3 separate regions of the Mus musculus genome follow, and regions 1 and 2 are each linked to region 3. Evidence: chromatin loops called from intact Hi-C (ENCODE). Cell type or tissue: heart. All regions are shown on one strand.

Region 1 (8,000 bases), 130 kb after region 3:
GCAAGATAAGTGCACACTCTCCTCCCTGAGTTCTCCTCTCAGTTGCTTTTTGCCAGGGTTGTTGTTGTTGTTGTTGTTGTTTTTAAATCACAAAATAGAAGGGAGACTTAGAGCAGAGATCCTGTATCAAATATTGAAACAAATTAGAACAAAAGAGAGAGCAATAGAGAAAGAGGCCTGATGGCCAACTGTGCCTTCCACGTGTACATACATGTACATACATGTACATAGATAAAATGTGCGCACACATACACACGGTTCACTTCTGTATGATAAAACGCCCTAATAAAAAGCAGCTCAGGGGACAGGGATTATTTTTAGCTCATAGTTCCAGTCTTACATGTGAGGAAGTCAAGGTGGGAGGAACTTGAGGGAACTGGTCACGCCCACAGCCAATGCATCATGCCTGTTTGCTTGTGTTTCTCCACTCGCACAGGGACGACCTCTATAGTGAATGGTGCTGCCCACAGTGGGCGGCGTCTTCCCATATTAACTCACCTAGGAAAGACAATCAGAGCTAACCATCATCCCCCCCCCCCCCACACACACACACAGTAGATGGGGAGCAGAGTGCCAGGTACTTCTTTTAAAACATACTCTACTTTCCAGAGATTATGTTGATTTCCAAAATATACTTTAAAAATTTATATTAGTTCTTTGAGAATTTCATATAACATGAGTTGATCATTTTACTCCCCTTTCCCTAATTCTGACTAAATCCAACCCTGCCCCCCTGCCCAGCCACCTTTGTGTGCTATTCATCATTTTTGTGGTTGTTTAACTCAAGCCCAATTTGTGCTACCCAAGTATTTTTTGGATGGGTGGCCTTCCATTAGAAGCATGGCCAGGTCACCAGGGGCTATTCTTTTAGAGAAAATTTTTCTCTCACCCCCCCCCCCCCCGTCCCCTCTCCTCCTCTCTCTCCCCTAGCAGCTAACAGTTGCCAGTAACTCCCTGGCTGGGAGTAGGCTTTCGTGGACAATTTCCACCTTCATGCTGAGGCTTGCCTTTCATCCATCCCATGTGTACTGTCACAACTGCTGCAGGTTCATACACTGAGCCACTCTGCTCTATCCAGACGCCACTGTTTCCTTAGAGTTCTCTACCATCTGGGTCTTCTGCTTTTTCTCACCCTCTCTTCCTCAGTGATCCCCAAGCCATGGGATGAGAGGGTAGGGTATATATTTTCCCATTTAGCGTGAGTCTCTCATTCTCTTGGCCTTGGCTGTTTGCAGTTCATCCATTGCTTCTCAGATGAGGGTTGAGAGATGTACTGAACTGTGGACATAACAATGAGTTATTTGGAGTCAGTTTAATACAATGTCAATTTTTAACAGAATGGTAGTAGATTCTACCTTGGGGCCTTTTAGCTAACGAGCCATCTCTAATGGTGCTAGGTATAGTTTTCATCTTGTGGGGATGACTTAAATCCATTCAGAATGTGCTTTTTTTTTTTACCTGTATGATGATTGAGCCACCATCACACCAGTGGGCATGCCTTGCCAGGCCAGTCTGTGTTGTAGCTCCCAGGGTTCAGAGCTGGGTATGACTGATGATCACTGGCTTGCCCTGGAAGCTCACAGAGCACTTTCAAGCTCTGTGAATGCTAGCCAGTGGGCTGACACTTCCAGGTCGACGGCACCAGCTCGATTTCGCTATGTTCCATGACTCACATATGTGGCATCTTCAGAAGCAGGGTCTTAACTGTCAAGTTCTGGAGAGAAACCAAGAGCATTGGCAATGTTTGAGAACTGGTGGGCCCTTACTGGCCAACAATTCCAGAAGAAGTAACCCATTCTTGGCATTGGGCTTTTGTTTTGTTTTGTTATTCTCTGGTGTCTAGTATAGGAACATTGTTGCCCCATTAGAAGTTAGAAGGTAACTAACTCCCTTTTAACTCTATGTATATGCCTAGACACTTGTAGGAAGATTCTGCAGTTAGCAGATTTCCATATGAGTCTTTTGAAAGGCATCTCAGTTCAAAAGCACACACTTGGAAGCAGTTGGCACCTAGTTCACTTGGCATTTATTAGTGGCAGTTTGAAAGCTGCCTGGTTTTTGCCATCCTGTTACTGCTTGTTCCAGACATGGAAACAGCTCCTAAACCCATGCAGAAGAGCTTTGTAAAATGCACCATGCGGATGGTAGAGGGCTCGGTTATCCTTCCCTGTTTCTCACCTTACTCACGCTGGCTTACATTCAAAGAAGAATTAGAAAATACCTCTGTGTGGGAGTCATTGCCTTATTTGAATGAGCTCATAAAAGGAGGTTTACTTTTTCCATTTGTCACTGCACAGTCTCATTTCTTTTGAGTGCATAAAACTATTTTCCCTAATTATAATAAAACCAAATAATACTAAGGATAACTACAAACAAAATTTTAATTCACAGTTTATCTGTACAGCACAACCTTTCAGGCATTAAGAAGCCCCGCTGCATTTGAGTGCCTGCGATAACCACTGTGGAAATGCCATAAATGATTGAACCCATTTCCAAAGGGAAAACCGATTACATTCTTGTGTGGTCACAGTGTGGCACAGGGGAGGAGGGAGCACCTGCAGGGCCTACTTTTCTGTTTTTCTCAGTGCTTCTCTCTCACCTTAAGGACACTCTTTTCCCTATAAAGATCAGTTATAACTTACTCTCCTTTTATAACTATGTATCCTCAGCTATGATATTTTAAAATATACCCAAAGGTAAAACTTATGTTTACCCTGAATGCGGTTTTTATTCAAAAAAAAAAAAAAAACAAATTAAAAAAAAAAAAACAACAGAATATCAAGTTTTTTTTTCCTGCCTCAGAGGAGAGAGCTCTAATTGACAAGTGTTGATGGTATCCGGTCACCATGAGTGACCCTCTTTATTTACTTACATTTGTTCTCTTGGGGGAAATCTCTCCTCATATGTTTTCAATTTGAGGAGGGGAAAAAATAAAGTTTGCAGCCCAGTTACCTCAGTCAGTTTTGTGTGTTTTTACTACAGCTGATGGAAGCCATACTCTGTTTTTTTAGGACAGGAGGGCAGGGGACTAAAGTGTTTATTTCTTGCCTCTCTTTGACTGGAAAGTGGAATGTGGAGTTCTTTCTCGGCCTCCTCCTCCTCCTCCTCCTCTTCTTCTTCCTCCTCCTCCTCCTCATTCCCCTTCTTCCTGCTTCTGTGCTGTTTTTCCTCTTCTTTTCCTCTTGTTTCTCTTCCTTTTCCTTTCCTCTTTTCCTGTTCTTCCTCCTCCTGTTTGACTCCTGCTTCCTGCTTCCCTGCTTCTCCTCCTGCCCTTCTTGGCTTGCTTTCCTCGTTACCTGCTCTGTCCCTTGACCTTTTGTGGGTCAGCCTTGCGAGTCTGTCATTCCCTCCAAGGCATCACTACTGTGAGACTGTAGAGTCTTCCCCTACACTACACGTTGGAACCAAAGGGCAGGGAAGTGGCGATCATCAAAAGTTTCCTTTACCTGCTTGCCTGCAAATTCTCTACTCCCCCGAGGAGCCGGTCTGCTAGTCATAATTTAGAGTCTTCATTTTAGTTGGTAAAGAGTTTCTGGGAATACTTGCTATGTAGTAGCTATTGTTTAAAAAGCCCCCCTTTTTGTAGCAAAGGAATCACACAAGCCCACAAAATACAGGGTCTCATCCTATTTTAACATTGTTGAGACAGCCAAGCTTTGAAGTCATCCTGCCCTGGGAATCCCCATCCTTTTTAGCTGGTCTGTAAACTGTAACATGAAAATCCTAACCATACCGATTAGGTTTTGTTGTTGTTTGTTTGTTTGTTTGTCTTGTCAAGTTGACACAAGCTAGACCATCTGGGAAGAGAGCCAGAGTGAGAAAATATGCCTCCACCCGATTAACTTGTAGGCAAGTCTGTGGGGGCATTTTCTTGATGAATGTTCCATTGTGGGGGGCTCCAGCCTACTGTGGGTGGTTTCATCCCTGGGCAGGTAGTCCTAGGTGCTATAAGAAAGCAAGCTGAGCAAGCCACAGGGAACAAGGCAGTAAGCAGCACTCTTCCATGGTCTCTCTATCAGTTTCTGCCCCGACTTACCCTTATGATGGACTCTAAGCTGTAAGCTGAAATAAAACCTCTCCTCCCGGGTTGATTTTGGTCATGGTGTTTATCCCAGCAATAGAAATACCTCCTTTTCTTTCTGTTCACTTTCATAACTTTCCCCTCCACTATGTACAATTGCCCCCCCATAATTCCACCCTGTGCCCACAACCCGTATCAAAACAACCTTTAGGAGTAAGGCGTGAGACTCATGGCTGCCCCCGTTGGGGACTCGAACTGCTCCGTCAAAGTAGAAATAGGGATTCCTTGACATCTGTTTTGAAATACAGTTCCTGAGGCTGACATGGGCTTTACTATATGAGACCTGGGAGTTGAGTGTTGTTCTTCCTTCTAGAATTTTGGTCTCAAAATTACTCTATTCTGTAAGACCAAGTAATCTACTGAGAGGTGAAAGACGGAAAGCCCCTATCATTCCCAGGGCCTTGCGTTCTGAGAAGACGGAGCACTCACCCCAAGGGAGTGGTGCTGGCTGGGCTAAAATAGTACTGCAGAGTTGATCGAAAGCCTCAGCCATGTAGATAAGGAAAAGGGACTAACTGCTAGTGCTTCTTAAAGGCTCCCGTCCTCTCCTTCAAGTCCTCTCCCTATCTAGTTTCTGGCTCTCTTCCACTTTAGGCCAGAAGTATTTGAAGCCACTATATTTTGGCCTTTAACAGCTGCCATACCCAAAATGCAGAGCACTGTTCTGAAGTGACCCCACTGTAGTCACCACCCAGCCAGCTCAGAGATCTGCCAGCGTCACCCTAGGCCCTGGCGTGCCTCAGCCTGGCTTCACTCTATGGGATTATATTTGACTTCGTGCCTAGCAGCTGTCAGCGTTGGTTGGAATGCTTGAAATTACTGAGTGTTTATTATGCCACTGGGTGGGAACCTCAGGCTAAATGGGACATCCTCTCCTGTGAGTTGAGCTGTGGGCAGCTTCGAAGGCGATGGGACGAAGCCCAGCCAGATCGGAATTATGGGTCCTTTTGAAAAATCCTAAATTAGATAACACTGAGTATGTATCGGAGGGTAGCAATGGGGACCCTTTGACAAAATCGGGAGCATATTTACTGAAACTCATTCTGGGCCTGTGCCAGCTCATGAACATTGACTAGATAAGGGTTTTCTGTATAGCATAGCATCCCTAATCAGCCAGTGGGTCGGGAAAATGGGATATAGTTAGAACATGCTCCGAGTGGCATGGCTTGTGCAATTCTTTTGCTGGAAGAAAACACGCTCTTTAGATGGTGTGAGTGGTAGGTGTTTCCAGTACAGTTTGTATGAGTGAGTGTCCAGGGAAACGGTCCCCCATTCAGGGAGATTCTTTATATGCGCGCATGCCATGAGTCTCATACGGGTAACATGGCTCACTGTTGATGCTGCTAGCCTGCGTATCTCTAGATACACAGAGAGTTGACTATTGAGTTGACTACACAGCCACTTGATCCTGCCATTTTCTGAGACTTTTTTTTTAATGTCCCCCCCTTTCTCTCTTCTTTCAGAGCTAGTAGATCTCCCCTTGGTAAAGTTTGACTTTTCCTGCAACAAGGTGCTGGTGATCCCCGTCTGCTTCAGGGAGATGAAGCAGCTGCAGGTGCTCCTGCTTGAGAACAACCCTCTGCAGTCCCCTCCGGCGCAGGTGAGGATCTGCCTAGAGCAACGGCCAGGGCTGCACAGTAGTGGCACGAGTGACTCTCCACAGAGCCCCTGCTCTGATTCTCTCTGCATACCGGAGGCTGCGCTAGGCATGATGGGATGCAGTCCGCACCCCACCACCCCCCTCAAAACACACAGTGAGACTTTCAGTAAATCTGACTGATAGGTTGCCTGTGGCACTGTCACATCTGTTCTCATATCCCTGTCATCGTGTCTGAACCATCCAAGGACGGAGTTTCAGGTTTGATAAAGTACCAACCACTCAGCGACACATGTGACGCTTGTCATAGGCTGTATAGCCTACAAAGGGGGTCACACATGCCTTATTTGAACATTAGCTGGGAAAACGGAATTCAAACGTCTTAAAATATGATTATTGACTTTTTTGAGACACAGATCAAACTATGAGAACGCTACACAGTACAAATGAAAATATTGTACAGTTTCTTTTCTTCTTAAATAACCTAATGACTTATTAAATCTATGATGATCTTTTAAACTCTTAGTTGCTGTCTGTGAACTTGAAGATAATTGCGTTTTCTTCCATATTTTAGAGTTGGACTTATTCCCAATGCTGTCTGATTTTTTTTTAAAAATAAATTTTACCCTCTTTTCACTTACATATGTTTTTGTCAGAATTTAGTAGTTTGAAAAGGTTAGGTATTTCTTGAGCAGGATTTTCTGCCCAAAGTGGAATGTGGAGGAAAGAGTCCTAAGAACTCTTGTGTATTTAGTGACCATTGTTAGGGAGTTACTTACCATGACAGTCTCAAGATTAAACTGCGTGGTCGGGGACCTGGAACTTACATCTTGTTTTGTCACTGAGAAATAAATACGCATTACTGATTTCTCCGCAGATTTGCACGAAAGGAAAAGTACACATATTTAAGTATTTGAGCATACAAGCATGCCAGATTAAGACAAGTGACTCTCTTTACCTCCCCACCATAGAGAGGCCCCATTTACACCAACACGTGGAAGACAGGTGAGTTAATGCCTTCCTTCCTGAAAGAGGCTGTGTAGAATGCCCTTCGCCACAGCTGCCCAGATAACCTGACGTCAGCATCCGTACACTTTGTTCCCGTAATTCACGTTTATGACTTGGCGTTTGAGAAAATAATGGCATACAAAAAAAAAAAAAAAAATGATGCTGGGGAATCTCTAATCCCTGTAGTGTAGCCTCTCCTCGTCAGAAATCAGCGCTTCCTGAGGACATGTGTGGATGCTTCTAAATAGGATCTGTACTGACTTTATGCTTAGCACGGCTATAGCAAACTCTATTGTAAAAACTATTGTATTTTAAAAATTGATCGCTTCAAGCTAGGTGTAGCAGTATGCTCCTGTGATCCTGGCACTTAGGAGACAGGGTTAAGAGGGTCACGGATTTGAGGCCAGCCTAAGCTGTGTGTGTGTGTGTGTGTGTGTGTGTGTGTTGTATGTCTATGTGTGTGTGTGTGTGTGTGTGTGTGTGTGTGATATCGCCATATATCCAGTTGCTATCTCAAACTTGCTGTTCTTGATTGAATACCTGTATCAAGTTGAAACATGTTAAGAGTTATAAATTTTCTGTGTACCTGTGTGCTCTTGTATCTTAAGGTTAAGATCTGCAGGCTTCAGTTTTTAAAATGTAGAATGTATAGGTATTAACCGCCCCCCCCCCCCATTTCCAGTTTCATGTGTAAGTGTTAGAATCCTTTCAAGCATCCTTGGGACATTTGTGGTGTAAGACAGGCCTTATGCATCCAGAGACTAGAGTAGCCACAGTGACCCACTTAAAGAAACACACATTTTTCTTGAGAATTTTACAGGGCAGAGGTCTTTTCCTTGACCTTGAGATTTGCTAAACAGGATGGCTTGGAATTTCAAACTATCCTAATGGCACTTTCAAAATAACTATACACACATATACATATATATAAAATTTTATATTTATATTGCAAGGTATACTTAAATACTGGAAAGGTTTTCAAATTGACTGAAAACAATGTTTTCAACCCTAGGACATAAAATAATTAAATATCTTACTGCTTCTATATATGTGTCAATAAGATAAAATTAGTAACTGTTTCAAAGAAATAAGTTGTCCCTCAGAGGAGGAAACCCTGAGTAGAGAATTTATGATGTCCTTGGCAGTTACAAGTTTTCATTATAGGTGTGTGATCTTAATACTTCTTAGAACTAGGCTGACAGCCTGTTGCCATATATCAATAACTTCAATAATGATGATGTGTTTTATATAATGAAGTCATAATCACATTATTAATCGATGTACTTTGGTGTCAATTTTGTGATTTTTTTCCAA
Region 2 (8,000 bases), 100 kb after region 3:
GAGGGGAATAAAATATGGTGTGTAAGAAAATACATTAATGAAGAAGAAGAAGAAGAAGAAGAAGAAGAAGAAGAAGAAGAAGAAGAAGAAGAAGAAGAAGAAGAAGAAGAAGAAAGCAGCTCATGTGGACCCTTGTCCTGTGGGAGTGGGAGAGCAGGGTTGCTCTCCTTCTAGCCGCCTGGAAGCAGCTGGAGAGGATGCCTGTGCTAATGGGCTTCTTCCTCCTGCCTTGTTTCCTCTTGGGTCCTTAGCCTATGGGCTGGCGTCGCCTACATTCTTGGCACTAGTTCAGAATTCTATCATGATGTGGATGAGTTGCACAGCAGTGAGCTCATTGAACAGGGCTATAGATGGAGAAAATATTTCCCAGAGGTTACAGATTCTTTCACGTCTAGATCAAGTATTGTAAGGAGTGTGAGGGTCCCGTTGGCTGCAGGTGGCGAAGCAGAACCACAGAATGACCTGTGTGCTTTGAGAGTTCACTTGCTTTTAGTTAGTAAGTTGAATGAGAGCCCTACAGGGAGTTCAGGCAACTACTTAGGAGCACTCTCCACTTGTAGATGATGTCTTCCATGAGGCCACTGTGTCCTTTAGCCAGAATGTACCCTGGAAAATAGCTTAACTTCCCTGTGGTGACCATTGAGTGTTTGGTTACAGTGATCTTAGATAGAATCCATAGCACTAGCCAGGAATCCTTTATCGTTGTCTAAAGGAAGTTTCTCTTCTTTATTCCTTGGAAGTCACCAAACTTTTATACTTAGCTCTCCAGAAATCCCATAGGAAGGCTCTATAGCTTATATACTGCAGAAAAATACTATCACAGGTAGTATATAATTGGTTGTAGTTCAGAGTGATGTTGCCTGGTCCTGACAGGGAGGAAGCAGAACTGTTTATATACCTTTTTGTGGGGCAATGGGCTATGCACAGATAGCTTGGTTTCCAGTCGAGACTAGATCTTGAACCCCGGGAACCGGTAGTGGTAATTCACTTACATGGGACAGAAGGAGTTCTCTCATGAAACCAGGCTGTCTGCGCGTAGCCCATTGCCCCACACCTTTCATAATTTCAGGAGCTTTGCATAGCTTCATGAGCAGAAAAATTTGCATAGCTTCAGGAGCTGTGGGAAATAGTGAGATTTTGTTTGGTAATGATGCCAGCAATGTTTCCCTTCCTTGATCACCCTTTCCTGGGGCTTTTCTGCTTCTTCCTCTTTCTTCTCAGCTCTGAAGTCTGAATATTCTCTCTTCCTGCACTTATTTAAAGTTGGAGTTTCCCAAAGCTTTGGTCCCTACAGCTACCTCTAAGACCTCCTGTCTCACAAGTCTCAACTTTATTCTCCATCTGTTTGGCTCCCTTGAACATCACTCCTTCCTTCCTTCCTTGCCTACCATCCCGGTTCTCTTGGATGTCTCATTTATACCTCAAAATCCAGCATGAGCCAAACTTAAGTGTAGAGGTTTGAATGAGGATGGCCCTGTAGACTCCTATGTTTAAATACTTGGTCCCCAGTTTCTGAGGCTGTTTGGGAAGGCTTAGGGGGTATGGCCTTACTGGATGAGGTGCGTCACGTGTGTGTGTGTGTGTGTGTGTGTGTGTGTGTGTGTGTGTGTGTTAGGGGTGGAGTTTGGGTTTGATGGTGGAGGCAGGCTTTGAGGTTTCATTAGCCACAGGCAATTCCCAGCTAGCTCTCTTTGTTTCCTGCTTGTGGTTCAGCCTGCTACTTCCGCTCTGACGTCATGGACCAGTGTACCTCCGGAACCGTAAGCCAGAGGAGGTTTTCTCTGTGTTGCCTTGGTTGTGGTGTTTTACCACAGCTATGGAAAAGTAACTAAGACTAAGGTCATTTCTTATGTACCTTGGCTTCTTTCTCGCTTTCTTTGATGTTTTTATTCTTCTCTGTCACAACGGCTGGTGATCTCAGAATTATCCTGACCCCTTTCCTTCATCCTCTTTTGCAGGGACCAATCATTAACTATTACTAGTGCAGCGTTTTATTGCTTCCGGCCGGAAAGTCTGTGCCTTTCTCTCGCCATCTTCTGGGTTGCTTGTGCTGTTCCTAAATCTCAGAGTGAATGCATGGAGGGATGACCCATGAGCTTTGATAAACCTGTTACTAAGAAAGCAGGTGGGTATTAAGAATTTGCTGGCCACTCTGCCTAGCTTATTTGTCGAGTTAGAGGCCAATGAAGGAACCTGTCACAAAAACCAGGGTGGATGACATACACATGCGAGCACACATACACACCACACACACACACACACACACACACACACACACACACACACACACACACGCACACCCTCCCTGCAAACACATACAACAGTATAACCCCCAAACCTATGTTGCTGGTTTTGAAAGTGTTTGATAAATTAACATTCTCACGTATAGTACTTTTTCTTGGAAGATTCTTCCTTGATTTTAAGCATGTATTTTCATTTTAAATGAAGCACATTTCAAGCTGGAGTTTTTACAGTGACTGCCACGCTCTTTGAATTTAACGAGCTTGGTCGTAAGGAGAGAAGTGATCTGAGGCCGAGGCATTATCTAATCAAACTGTGGTTATTTTTTAGCAGTGGTTGCTACCCAGTTGGGCTGTAAACATATGGAATATTTTAAGCAGTGAGTTATTTATACTCAAGAGGAGACTGATGGGCTGTTATTGTGGGAAACCAGTACAGTTGCAGTCCCCAAATATGGTACAGGCAGGCACAGCTGAAAGGCTGTGCAGCAGCTACTGCAGAATCGTGCTGAATGCTGAGGCCTGCCTTTGAAGATTTAGTCTGGGGGCCTGAATTTGGTTGAGTTCTCCTTTCAAACTGAATCCCTGACCTGCTGCAAACATGCGTTTTATATGTGTGGGCATGAAATTAATTGGCATAGTTTCCAAGAACCCAGTTCAAGTCATAATTGAAATAATCATGTGCGTTTCTAGTTTTAAGGCATTTTAAGATTGCAGATGACAGGAGTGGCAAGGCTGTAGTTATCACAGTTGCTCTCAAAGTGAGGTTTAAACTTGGGCTCCCAGATTGGGTGTGTGCATTGAACTTGAACTCAATCCTTTCTCTGGGCTGAGGTTAGTGAAGAATAGTAGAACACGTGAGACCCTGGGTTCAAAACTTTCAGATTGAAGTATTTATGTAAGATATTTCTTTTGTTCTACAATGAGGCATAAGTATAGTGTTTATTTGATTTTAGATTTATAGCATAAAATTAAAGTGCATCCATACTATCACGAGGTAACTCAAAGGCAGCTTTTGTAGTTAATTGTCACACATTCCTGTGGGAAGGAAGGGCCTGGGGTTAGGAGTGCTATGCTGGCTGGGGGGGGGGGGGGGGGGGAGGGGGGGGGAGGTGGGGGAGGGGGGAAGTACTCAGTCATTAAGGGAAGGCAGGGTGAGAAGCTTTGCAGGAAGCAGGAAGCAGGAAGCAGGAAGCAGGAAAATGAATGGGTCCTCTATGGATATTGTTCACTGCCCTGTGTGTATGAAAACTAGCAAGTGCTATATGCAAAACAGAAGACAGCAATGATGCTTTCAGGGAAGGCGAGCAGATCTCACAGCAGGTGAGGTAATCCCTCAGCCAAGGAAACGTCCTGGCTAAAGCAATGGCTGCTTCCTGCAGATCAGGTGCCCAGCACAGACAGTCATCCTCCAGCAGTCAGTCCAGGTGTTTATGCCCTCTCTCTGCTAGGAGCTGCCAAGGCTAAGTCTGGTGTGGCCACACTGAAACCAGTCTAGTGACTCCAGCCCTGAGGTGTTTTCTTATCAGTTCTGTGGAGATTAAATAATTTCACATCACTGTTTCTATAACTGTCTGAAGACCTAGAAGTATATCCCAGGGTTCTTGTTTTGCTAGAGAATGAACGGGTGGATGACTGCAGGGAAAAACTCATTGACTGTCTGGACTAAAGACAGGACTTGGCTGGGGGCAGAGCCCAGTTTGGCAGGTCTTTGATTCTATTTATTTTTAGCTTGTATGTTTTCACTGATTGAAACATAGAATCTTATTTTAATCTTTTTTTTCCTGTTAGAGCGTAGGAAAGTCTTATTTACTAAACGGAGTAATTATTATACTCTTTAATAGTATAAAATGTCTTAGGTAAAATTCTCCTAATTGTCCTACAGGTTTTTAATGTGCCTGTTTGACTTGGGGCATCTGGATGATTTCCATACTTAATAAGTAGTTATGTCTTTTAGGTCTCCAGTGGTGTCTCCCCTGCCCTTGCTAGTCAGTGCTTAAAATCAGTTGGAATTTTAAGCAATTAAGGACAATGAGTTGAAGTAGCTGAGCACTTATCTGCTCTATTGTTAACTCTCCTTATAAACCATATTAGTAGTAAGATATGGATGGCTTTGCTTTCATTTAGTGTTTGGCCAAGCACTTTTGCATCTAGAAGCTCCTACTAGGTAGATCTTTTAAAATATCTTCTATGTTTGTTTGTTTGTTTATTTATGTGTGTGCACATGTGTGAGTCATTTAGCATATGTGGAGATTTGAAGACCACTTTCTGCAGTCTGTTTCTTCTCTTCTGCTATTGGTCCTGAAGATTCAATTCAGATTATCAGTATTGGTGGTAAGCTCCTTCAACTGCTGAGCCATCTTACCAGACCATGGTAGCTCTTACTATGTTCATTTTTTAGCTAGCAAGGCCTTAGAGATTAAATGGTGTGCCTCAGCCTATAGAAATGAAGGCTTTGGCAAAGGTGGGATTCAGTCCCTCCCTCGTGGTTCCGGAATTGGTATTCATTCTGCACAGTAACACAAAGGTCATAGCAGATAAATTGTTGATAAGCATTTCCTATGAATTACTTCTGAGTCATTTCTAAGTCAGTTTATTAAGGGAAGAACATGTACACACACAGTTATATTTTGTATTATTCCTTGATAGTGAAATCAGATAAAGAATATTACATGTCTATGGTTTAAAAAATTTTTTTCAAGAAAAATATCTCTAAAATAAACCAACAAAAAGTAATTAATTTAGGCCTTCAAAATGGACACTGATAAGTTCTTCAGTCAAGATACATATAAATAATACTCTCTTAAAAGTAAACCCATCAGAAACATCTTGGCCTGTGAATCCCTTAATTTAGGAAGGCAGTGTTGAGGTTTGGTCTTTTGCTGTGTATTGTAATGCTAAATACTGGCCCCCAAAGTTGCTTGTCCTCAGGAACAAGATTTTCTTGTACAGCAAGGGATGTTATATAGCCTTGCTCATTAGTTTAAAACCATTGGTTGAGTAAAGATGTCTACAGCCTATAGCTGGGCAGAAGAGAGGTGGGCGGGGCTTCAGTTCTCTGGATGAGGAAAAGAGGGAACAGTGGATAGAAGGCACCATGGTGTAAAGAACTAGCCATGAAGGGGCAAAGTATCCATACCTTGGTCTTCTTTCTTCCCGAGCTTCATGTGTTTCACAAATTGTATCTTATATCTTGGGTATTCTAAGTTTCTGGGCTAACATCCACTTATCAGTGAGTACATATCATGTGAGTTCCTTTGTGATTGAGTTACCTCACTCAGGATGATGCCCTCCAGGTCCATCCATTTGCCTACGAATTTCATAAATTCATTCTTTTTAATAGCTAGTAGTACTCCATTGTGTAAATGTACCACATTTTCTGTATCCATTCCTCTGTTGAGGGGCATCTGGGTTCTTTCCAGCTTTTGGCTATTATAAATAAGGCTGCTATGAACATAGTGGAGCATGTGTCCTTCTTACCGGTTGGAACATCTTCTGGATATATGCCCAGGAGAGGTATTGCTGGATCCTCCGGTAGTACTATGTCTAATTTTCTGAGGAACCGCCAGACTGATTTCCAGAGTGGTTGTACAAGCTTGCAATCCCACCAACAATGGAGGAGTGTTCCTCTTTCTCCACATCCTCGACAGCATTTGCTGTCAACCTGAATTTTTGATCTTAGCCATTCTGAGTGGTGTGAGGTGGAATCTCAAGGTTGTTTTGATTTGCATTTCCCTGATGATTAAGGATGCTGAACATTTTTTCAGGTGCTTCTCAGCCATTCGGTATTCCTCAGGTGAGAATTCTTTGTTTAGCTCTGAGGCCCATTTTTTAATGGGGATATTTGATATTCTGGAGTCCACCTTCTTGAGTTCTTTGTATATTGGATATTAGTCCCCTATCTGATTTAGGATAGGTAAAGATCCTTTCCCAATCTGTTGGTGGCCTTTTTGTCTTATTGACGGTGTCTTTTGCCTTACAGAAGCTTTGCAATTTTATGAGGTCCCATTTGTGGATTCTTGATCTTACAGCACAAGCCATTGATGTTCTATTCAGGAATTTTTCCCCTGTGCCCATATCTTTGAGGCTTTTCCCCACTTTCTCCTCTATAAGTTTCAGTGTCTCTGGTTTTATGTGGAGTTCCTTAATCCACTTAGATTTGACCTTAGTACAAGGAGGTAGGAATGGATCAATTCGCATTCTTCTGCATGATAACCGCCAGTTGTGCCAGCACCATTTGTTGAAAATGCTGTCTTTCTTCCACTGGATGGTTTTAGCTCCCTTGCCAAAGATCAAGTGGCTTTGCCCCTTCTTGGAATTGGGAGCAAAGCACCCATGGAAGGAGCTACAGAGACAGAGTTTGGAGCTGAGACGAAAGGATGGACCATGTAGAGAATGCCATACCCGGGGATCCATCCCATAATCAGCCTCTAAACGCTGACACCATTTCATACACTAGCAAGATTTTCTGAAAGGACCCAGATATAGCTGTCTCTTGTGAGGCTATGCCGGGGCCTAGCAAACACAGAAGTGGATGCTCACAGTCAGCTTTTGGATGGGTCACAGGGCCCCCAATGGAGGAGCTGGAGGAAGTAACCAAGGAGCTGGGGGGATCTGCAACCCTATAGGTGGAACAATAATATGAACTAACCAGTACTCCCCCAGAGCTCGTGTCTCTAGGTGCATATGTATCAGAAGATGGCCTGGTCAGCCATCAATGGAAGAAGAGGCCCATTAGTCGTGTAGACCTTCTATGCCTCAGTACAGGGGAATGCCAGGGCCAAGAGGTGGGAGTGGGTGGGTGGGGGAGTGGGTGTGGGAGGGTGTGGGGGACTTTTGGTATAGCATTGGAAATGTAAATGAAATAAATACCTAATTAAAAAAAAAGACAGGCTAGAGTACAGATACATGTCAACAACAGCACATGTTTCAGGACTTAAGACTAATATACATTCCGTTAGTGAGCACTAAATCTTTATCACCCAGAGAAATATTTTCACATAAGAAAATTAGGTATGCGGATTGTAGTGTAGATATCCTGCACTTTATGTTTAATATCTACTTATAAGTGAGTACATACCATACATGTCCTTTTCGGTCTGTGTTACCTCACTCAGGATATTCTCTAGTTCCATCCATCTGCCTACAAAGTTCATGATGTCCTTGTTTTTAATAGGTGAGTAGTATTCCATTGTGTAAATGAACTACATTTTCTTTATCCGTTCTCAGTTGATGGACATCTGGGTTGTTTCCAGTTTCTGGCTATTATGCATAAAACTGCTATGAACAAAAAAAAAAAAAAAAAAAAAAAAAGAACTAGCCATGAGGGCTGCCCAGTCAGAGTAGGTGTGTCTCAGCAGGAGCACAGCAAGTCCTATCCTCGGGGTTAGTGATAGGGGAAGTAGATACTGAAAGCCATAGAGGGTTGATATCTACCCATGTGACTAAGGCTTGTTATAAATATAAAAGTTTGTGTGTCTTTTATCAGAGAACTGAATGATCCAAGGTGCAAGGTGGGGTAGAAACCCCCAAATTAATATTAAGTATTTACCACAACAAGAAAGGGCAAGGTGCTAGTGTGTGAGAATCCATCCTGTGTATTTGGCAGGAAACAAAAAAAGCCAGAGATGTTTTTGAGCCCTGTTACTTGGTTTATGATGAGGAGTTACTGAAAAAGTGACATCAGAGGACCAGGTAGGAGCCAGGCCTTCGTCCCTCTCCTCTCTCCCTGTCCTGTTTACCCAGGCAGGGCAGGGACAG
Region 3 (8,000 bases):
ACTGACTCACAGACTAGTGGTCTGGAACACGAGCCAAATGTCTGAAACATGTCAAGATAGTTATATTTATAATCTTCAGAGAAATCCGTGTTGATGGTTTTAGCTGCTTTGCAAAACTGAAAGATCTCAGTCAGGCAACATGATTTATTGACTCATCCAGACACGGATGAGAACAAAAGGCCCAATCCCTGCCCTTGAAAGCTAGTGAGCACACATGCCCTGATCACTTACAGGTATTTAAGACAAATATTTACAGATATATTACAAAGAGAATACTTTGGTACTGAGAACATGTATGGGAGTGACCAGAAAAGGGTGGTGTTCATTAGGGAATATTCTGGCTTCTTTTTTTTTTCTTTCTTTTCTTTTTCTCCTCCTTCCTCTTCCTCTTCTTCCTCTTCTTTCTCTTCCTCCTCCTCGTCCTCCTCGTCCTCGTCCTCCTCCTCCTCCTCCTCCTCATCCTCGTCCTCCTCCTCCTCTTTCTTTTGAATGAGGAAACCAACGCAGAGAGGTTAGAGGACACTGACATAAATAAATGTAAATAAGGCTGAACTCTGCTGATCTTGGGGTCAAATGCCTGTTCTGATTTGATCATGGTCTCCACGTGTTTTTGATTGATTTTTCACCCAGAGATTGATGGGAGACCTCATTGGCTGTGGATGGCTGGGCATGGTGTCAGCTTCTTCTTGTCCAGTTAGCTTTGAGCAGAGGGGACCATAGAACACGGACTGGATTTTGGGTTTCTACTCAAAGAGAATTCTTGGTGAGTTTCAGTAGACAATATGTTACAAATAGAGTGGTTCCATGGGGGGTTAGATGTATGACCTCCCTGCAGACACTGAGTCCAGAAGATGCTGAAGTCCTGTAGCCTGCCACTCACCTTAAATTCTCTCTAGATTCCCTGTAATATCTGATTCATGTGTAATAGTTCCCAATATAATATTGTTTCAGGAAGGATGACAAGGGCAAAAACAATCTGTATATGTTTGGTTGACTTTTTTTTTTCTGAGTGTTTTTAGTTCTTGGATAGTTAAATAATGAGGCTACAGGGTTGGGAGTGCCAACTTTGGAGCCCAGGAGAGCTCACTGTTTACTAGACAGTTCAAAGAAACCAGAGATGAGAACCTGAGACACCAGACCCTGGGAGGGAACTCAGTCAGGATCCTCTGGGTGATCCGCATGGTTGTGAGTTCATTTCCCAATGAAACAGCAATAGCCGCACGACACAACACAGTCCCTCCTAACAGACCTTATATGCTCAATGACAAGGAGAGGACTCCAATTTTAGGAGAAATGAAATAAACAGGGCATCTAACAAAAGAGACATGTCCATGCTTTTGAAGAAACAATGAAGCGGCATGAGAGCCATCCAAAAGGACACATGGCATATCTTGATTTTTTTTTTTTTTTTTTTTTTTTTTTTTTTTTTTTTTTTTAGAAATATTCAGGATTAGTGTCAAGAGGCAAGGATTCCTCTCAGTTTGAAGAAAAAGCGCCTCCTTTTGTGCAGAAAAAAATCATTTAAAACTTTAGAGCTATCCCAGCAAATAGCAACTTGCTATGAGACATTGTGCAGCCTTTACATGCAGAATACTGTAGGTTTTGAGATACTGGGAAGGAGAGAGAGGCTAAGAGGATTTGGTTACAGAGTTTGCAGGTTGGAAATCTGCACAAGATACAAGAGACTACAAGGACCAGGACAGGACAGGACACTGGGGGGCGGTAGGGGGGACTTGGATATTTATCCAAAGTATACACTCATTGTCTTTGCTCCTCTAAGAAAGGATTTTTAAATTTAAATCTATTTTTATTTAAAAGAAGTTATTTATGCCTGTTGTGGTGGGTGTATTCAGTCTACCTCTTGTTCTGACCTAGGTTTGTAGTCCATTGGGGATGGGGGCAATAGTCTTCATCTCCCTGCTAGATTTTAAGCAAAAGGTCACTGAGGACAGGGGAAAAAAGAAAGATCAATTTTTATATGATGTAAATATGTTTTCACTTAAGTAACTTCAAAGTCACGTTAGACCCTTTTATTAGTGTATAGGCTTGCTGGCTTGCTTTTTTTGGGGGGGGGCAACTTCACACAAGCTAGAAGGTCATCTAGGAGGAGGGAACCTCAATTGAGAAAATGCCTCCATCAGGTTGGCCTGTAGGTAAGTCTGTGGGTGCATTTTCTTGATTGATGATTGATGTGGGGGGGGGGCCCAGCCTACTGTAGTCAGTTCCTTGTGTGGGCAGGTGGTCTTGGGTTGTATAAAAGAGGAGGAGGAACAAGTTGTGAGGAGCCAGCCAGTAAGAAGCATTCCTCCAACGACTGCTTCAGCTCCTGCCACTGCTCTGACCTCTCCTCAGGATGGCTAAGCTCTAAGCGTAAACCTTTTTTTTTCTCTAAATTACTTTTTGCCGTGGCGTTGATCACAGCATTAGAAAGCAAAGCAGGGCAGTGCATGTTCATTGTGTAAGATTGTAGATTTTCATAATGACATTTTTGTTAAAGTTAGCTATGTTCTTTTCTCATATCTCCTCCCATTATCTTCTCTGGTGTCCCATCAAACAAGTCCCCCTTCTCTTCCCAGATAGGCCCCTTTCTCGGTCATCAACTCTCTGTGTTAGAGTATTTGTCTTCCTGAGTCTGGCATATATTGCACAGTATGCTGAACTCTGGATCTATCCATTTCCTCGCAAATGACACAATTTTGTTCTTCCTTATGACTGAACAAAACTCCGCTGTGTATATAATACTGCCTATTCTTTATTCAGATGCCCAGGCTGATTCTATAACTTGTCCATAGAGCCACAGATGTGTGTGTATTTGTAGTGTATTGGCTTAGGCTCCTCTGGGTGTATTCTCTAGAATGCTGCAGCTGGATCAGAACTCTTTATACAGATGTTCTGTTTTTTTTATTTTAATTTTCTTTTTATTTTCTGCACCTGGCATTCTGTCTTTATCTTTCAATATTCCACCACAGTATATAATATAATATCAGAATGTGGTTCTACCTTTATTTTAGTTTTGGAAGACCCTTCATGTTGATTTCCACAGTGGCTATACTAGTTGATGTTATTGCTAAAGGGACCTAAGTCTTCCTTCCCCTCCTCTCCTTCATTCTCATCAGTATCCGATGCTGTTTGTTTTAGTGCTAGCCATTTTATCTGGTGGTAAGATGTATTCTCATTGCAGTTTTGATTACAGCTCCCCCTGGTTAAGGACTCTGAACATATTTTGCATCTTTTTTTTTTTTAAATTATTTGTACTTTATCTTTTGAGAAGTGTCTGTTCATTTCATCTGCCCATTTGTTGACTGGATAGATTTCTTGGGTGTTTAATATTTTTCTGTCATTCTTTTAACATCCTAGATATTGACAACCTAAATTTCAAATGATGCTGGGTAGTCAAAACAATACTGAACAAAAAAGGTAATGGCTGGAGGAATGGCAATAGAAGATTCTAAGTATCACAGAACTGCAGGAAGAAACACAGCATGGTGTTGCCACAAAACCACGTAACTCAAAGGAGCAGAAGATTCAGGAATGAATCAGTGCAGCTGCACCTAAGGCTACCTCACTAGGTACCCAAAGCACACACCAGAGAAAAGAAGGTCTCTGGCACATCGCGCTGGGAAAGCTAGATTCTGCATGTGGAAGAATTAAACTGGATCTCTGTATCTTGCCCTGCCCAAAGATCAATTCAAAATGGATCAAAGCACTTAATATAACACTCAAAAACCTTAAATGGTCAAAGGAAAACAGGAAAAAACCCTCCATGATGCAGGAATTGGGAAGGATTCTCTGAAAAGAGCCCTAAGCTCACAGGAAATGATTACAAAAACTGTCAAGCAAGATTGAATGAAATGAAAATGCTTCTACACCACAAAGGAAGCAACAGATCGAAGAGACCGCCTACAGAACAGGGTGAAAACAAAACTAAGCTTAAGGCACAGTTTATGAAATCATAGAGACTTGAAGGAAGTGGAGCCAGAGAGGAGGAAGGTGGTGGGGGGTGAGGGCGGCACACCACTAGGTGGCGCCTGTTTCTTCCGGAATAAGTAGGATTTGCTCTCAGCCTGGAATCTCAGGAATTAAGGGGTAGCCCTGTAGCGAAGTCCATGCAAGTGACATAGATCATGTCATACTTAGTGCTGAGCCCAAGAAGTCATTAGGTCCACGCGGCTGCCTAGACTATCACAGATCTGCATTACTGTAGTATGTATGATAAAGTTGTATCATGTCCATACTTCACTCCAGCCTCATTTCTCCAAGCCGAGTCACTCCATAGAGACTATCAAGCTTTGGGTCCCAGGCTGTTAAGGTGTGGGAAGGGAATGGAGGCTTTATCAGTCTTCCAGCTGGGTGGCTTTAGGTGACACAGGTCCTCTGGCTCTTCCATGGGGTGCAAGGCCTGGCTCAGGCGCCCACTGTAGGTCAACCCATGGCAGAAGATTTGTTTGCAATCAGACAGTTCAGTTCCCATGCCTCACATGAATAAGAAGGTGGCGCACCCGGAACATTTCATAGTACCTAGGCTTAGGTTTAAGATATGACCTTTGTGATCACTAGGTCTTTGGCGTTCTAACGCTTGGAGTAATAATTTGGGTATTTTATCATAAAAATTACCCTTTCTCAAAGCCCTTCCTCTATAGATTTGTCTATTTGCCCTGAAGTCTTTCTTGTTCCTGTGGTCTGTAGTGAAGGTGCAAAATTTTGGTGACTGTGGGCTGCGTGTTCGAATTCTGCAGGGGTGATCGCGGCTCGCTTTAACTTCCTCTCGCTGAAGGAAGCAATTTTTCCACTCACAGATTTCCTGGATTTAGTGAGAGATTTTGTATGGTAAGCACCTAAATGCCAGGGGGCGTCCGTGAGGGTAAACCCACAGTGGAAAAACTGCTTTTGGGGGCAACTCTGGATCAATCAACCAGAACCACTCTCCTCCCTGTGACCTTGTATTCCAAATCTTGTCTCCCGCCTCGCCTGGGTTTTCATAAACGGCTTAAAAAAAATCCCAGAAGACAAAAACGAAACCGACAAAATACCCTGGCCCGCAGATGTGTAAACTACAAGGGGTCGGGCTGGAGAGAAAGTCACCCAGAATGTGCATCCAGTTCCAGCCAGCTTCGGGGGTGGAGCGCCAACAAGCTGCGGAGGAGGAGCGGCGGGCGGGGGCGCGAGCACGAGCAGACACAGGCGCGCCACCGCTGCCGTCGCTGCCGCCGCCGCAGCCCTTGGCTCCCCCGGCTGGAAACCTTGGCGATCGAACTGCTGCCTCCACCTCTGCGCCGCTTGCCGCCCCTCCCGCAGTCCCGCGGCTTTCGAGGGAGCGCTGCGGGGACTCGGGACCGCCGGGGAAACCTGTGACCCCGCGCAGGAGCGGCGGGGCGGGGGACCGGGAGAAGATGGCGACGCCGGGAAGCGAACCCCAAGCTTTCGCGCCCGCTCTCTCGGTAACCGCCCTGCACCCGCATCTCCACCAGCACCACCAACACCACCAACACCACCAGCACCACGGAGGCACCGGCGGCACCGGCTTCAACCTGCCCTTGAACCGTGGTTTGGAGCGCGCGCTGGAGGAGGCGGCCAACTCTGGGGGCTTGAACCTGAGCGCCAGGAAGCTGAAGGAGTTTCCCAGGACTACGGCCCCGGGACATGACCTCTCGGACACGGTTCGGGCAGGTGAGACAAGGCCGGGGCTGGCCACGCGTGTGCGAGCCGGGCTGTCGCTCCTTCCCGCCGGGCCCGAATGTGTTACTAGATTGGCTCGGCAGGAGCGGGTTCTGCAACGAGCACGGTGGTTGTAGCGGGCACGGTGGTCCTCCTGGCCCCGGCGACCTGCGACCGTGGTGCAGGAGCGCAGGGATGCGCCTAGGAGCTGTTCCTGGCGCGCGGGAAGTGGGGGCATCTCGGGCGACCGCGAGCAAGTCCAGAACACGAACCAAGTCGTGGACCTCTACATGGAAGCATTCTGCGTCCTGGTGGGTGGGGAAGGCCAGACAAAGGTGGCCGGCCGTCGGCTAGCCCTGTCCTCTCCGCGTAGTGTCGGGGCCCCGGCCTCCGCGCCGCGCGACCGTGGCTTGCTGCAGCCAGAGAGGCGGTGCCAACCTTGGTTCTGCGCCTGTGCGAGCAGAGGCTGGTGTCTGGCTCTCCGCCCACACATTTTGGTTCCCTCCACCGGGGCTCCCCGGTTCTCACTAACCCCGGTCTTTGCGGGGGCCCTGGAGGGGAAGCGTGGCATAGTAAATGAAAAGTAATTAAAGTGAGCCTGTTTGCCAGTGTGAGCCCGGCAAGTTGTAACCCGCGCCACAGAGCAGCCTGCTTCTTCAAGTTGTGTCATGTGTTGACATATTTTGGAGATGTCTGCTTTCCCTTTAGTAGTCGGAGTTGTGGGAGTGGACCCATAAACAGGAAGGAGGGTGGTGGAAGAGGGTTGGGGCCTTGGGAATCCGTGCAGATCTGACTTAAGTTTCCGACCATATCCTGTTCTGTTCTTTGCGGGACGATTTGTACCCCAGCGAGCGCCTAGCGTTTCCCAGGGCAGTGGGTGCCCCACTTTTGTGCCATTGCCTAGACCTCACGACTGTCGTTGTCTCTTCCGACTTGCATCAGGTCTCTTAGGCTTCTGAATGGCTTGGCTTTCAGATGGGGTCCTTCAGCTACTTATAAAGGAAGACTAGGGGGCGGGGCAGGGGAGCCAGCTGTGGCTTTCGGAGGCTAGGTTTCTGGTTAATTCCATAAACATTTAATCAGGAGACCAATTGAAAATTTAGATGGAGTTCTGAGTCCATTGGAGGCTAGAAGCACTCCTCTGGAGTCATTAAACGGTGATATTTGGGTTTAAGGATTGTCAGGAATGGGTAAGCAGAGGGGAAATTCCAGAACTCAGTTTTCAACAGCTGGAGAGGCTCTTGATAGGACCTCATAGTTACAGCTTCTCAAGTAGAAGTTATTCTAAGAGTCGCCTGAATCATTAACCTTAAAAAGTCACCCCATGTTTTCCTTCCCATCTGCCATAGTTAGAATGGCTGTGTACTGCAGAATGGAGAATCAGAATGCCCCATGCTAACGTGTTCGCGCTATTCAGTAGCAGGCTTAGAGTTATTCCAACACTTCAGTATTACTCATGATTCCTCCCAAGGTTGGGTAGAGTTGGCATGTGTGCTGTGCTGGCATGTCTTTGAGAATACCATTGCTTTAAAAGTAGTGGAGGGAGGTGTTCATCTTTCAGTTACCGCCTCTGTGAGTTGACACTGTGTGGAAAGGGTCCTTCCTTCCTGTTCTCTCTGTGTGCGGTGGGGTGTGCAGGTGTCCAGGCATTAGGAGTGTTACATATATTTTAATGCTCCTAAAATCCTTAAGTAGTCAAAAGTAAGAGGCTTCATGCTAATTCTCCACCCTAAAACAGTTACTATTTTGGAGCAGCAGCGGCAAAAGAATGTCAGCTACGTTTGTGGGCACTTAAGGCAATACCATAAAGAAAACAAAAGCAAAAACAAAAACAGTAGCTGAAGAGTCTGTTGTTTTATGTAAAAGTTTCAACATTCACATGTGTTAAGGATTGCTTGCCTTGACCTGAGTCACACATGTGAGTGAGTATTCCTCTCTTCTCCAGAAATGCTTAGGTTGGACACGGGGACTTTGCCTGTGAGCCCAGTAGTTGGAGGCCAGTCTGGACTTAGTAGTAAATTCCAGGCCAGCCTCCGTTACAGGTTAAGGCGGCCCTGACTCATTCTTCATGCCTATACACCCCCACATCCCCCAAAGAGTGTATTAAATTGAGCATTATTCTTTACTTGTGAAAGCAACAAAGCAAAATAAAGACATTCCGTGGGGGGTGTTGACATTTCCTACACATAAGGGAGTTGAGGGAGATGTTGAACCTTTGGTAATAATAAATCCCATACAGATAGTGGCTTCTCCTGGGCTCAAACATCTAAGGATGGACTATGACGATCCTCAAGACCCTTTCATAAGTTTACTTGGGTAGTGGGGAGCCTTTTCTCTCTGTTAAG

Evidence for each region. Hi-C counts contacts between places; a loop is a spot of excess contacts. Peaks named below come from ENCODE experiments on the same cell type or tissue, not always from the same donor. Only the 100,000 strongest peaks of a DNase experiment are listed, where the experiment ranks them.
Region 1: it touches region 3 in a loop (2.4-fold over the local background); 3 of 42 quality-filtered maps call a loop at or near these places.
Region 2: a loop joins it to region 3, with 3 times the contacts of the local background. A loop is called at or near these places in 17 of 42 quality-filtered maps.

The regions. Positions count from the first base shown.
Region 1 is chr14:74,817,175-74,825,174 of GRCm38, reverse strand. Lrch1 (leucine-rich repeats and calponin homology (CH) domain containing 1) reads left to right here. Exons shown (of 19, transcript NM_001252132.1): 5 at 5,545-5,681; 6 at 6,556-6,683. It overlaps Gm52135 (a long non-coding RNA gene), which reads right to left and starts at 6,557. Exons shown (of 3, transcript XR_003951185.1): 1 at 6,458-6,557; 2 at 1,459-1,714; 3 at 1-1,278. In heart, no CTCF peak of the experiment used is centred here; a DNase peak (open chromatin) is centred at 4,704; H3K27ac peaks cover 1,009 bases.
Region 2 is chr14:74,841,512-74,849,511 of GRCm38, reverse strand. All of the region lies in intron 2 of Lrch1 (leucine-rich repeats and calponin homology (CH) domain containing 1), which reads left to right. Among named protein-coding and RNA genes, the nearest start is that of Gm52135, 27 kb to the right of the region's middle. In heart, no CTCF peak of the experiment used is centred here; a DNase peak (open chromatin) is centred at 1,711; H3K27ac peaks cover 4,170 bases.
Region 3 is chr14:74,945,051-74,953,050 of GRCm38, reverse strand. It overlaps Lrch1 (leucine-rich repeats and calponin homology (CH) domain containing 1), which reads left to right and starts at 5,174. Exons shown (of 19, transcript NM_001252132.1): 1 at 5,174-5,667. The coding sequence starts at 5,391. In heart, CTCF peaks have their summits at 4,012 (motif pointing right) and 5,131; DNase peaks (open chromatin) are centred at 4,070, 4,410, 5,150 and 6,120; H3K4me3 peaks cover 3,219 bases; H3K27ac peaks cover 2,559 bases.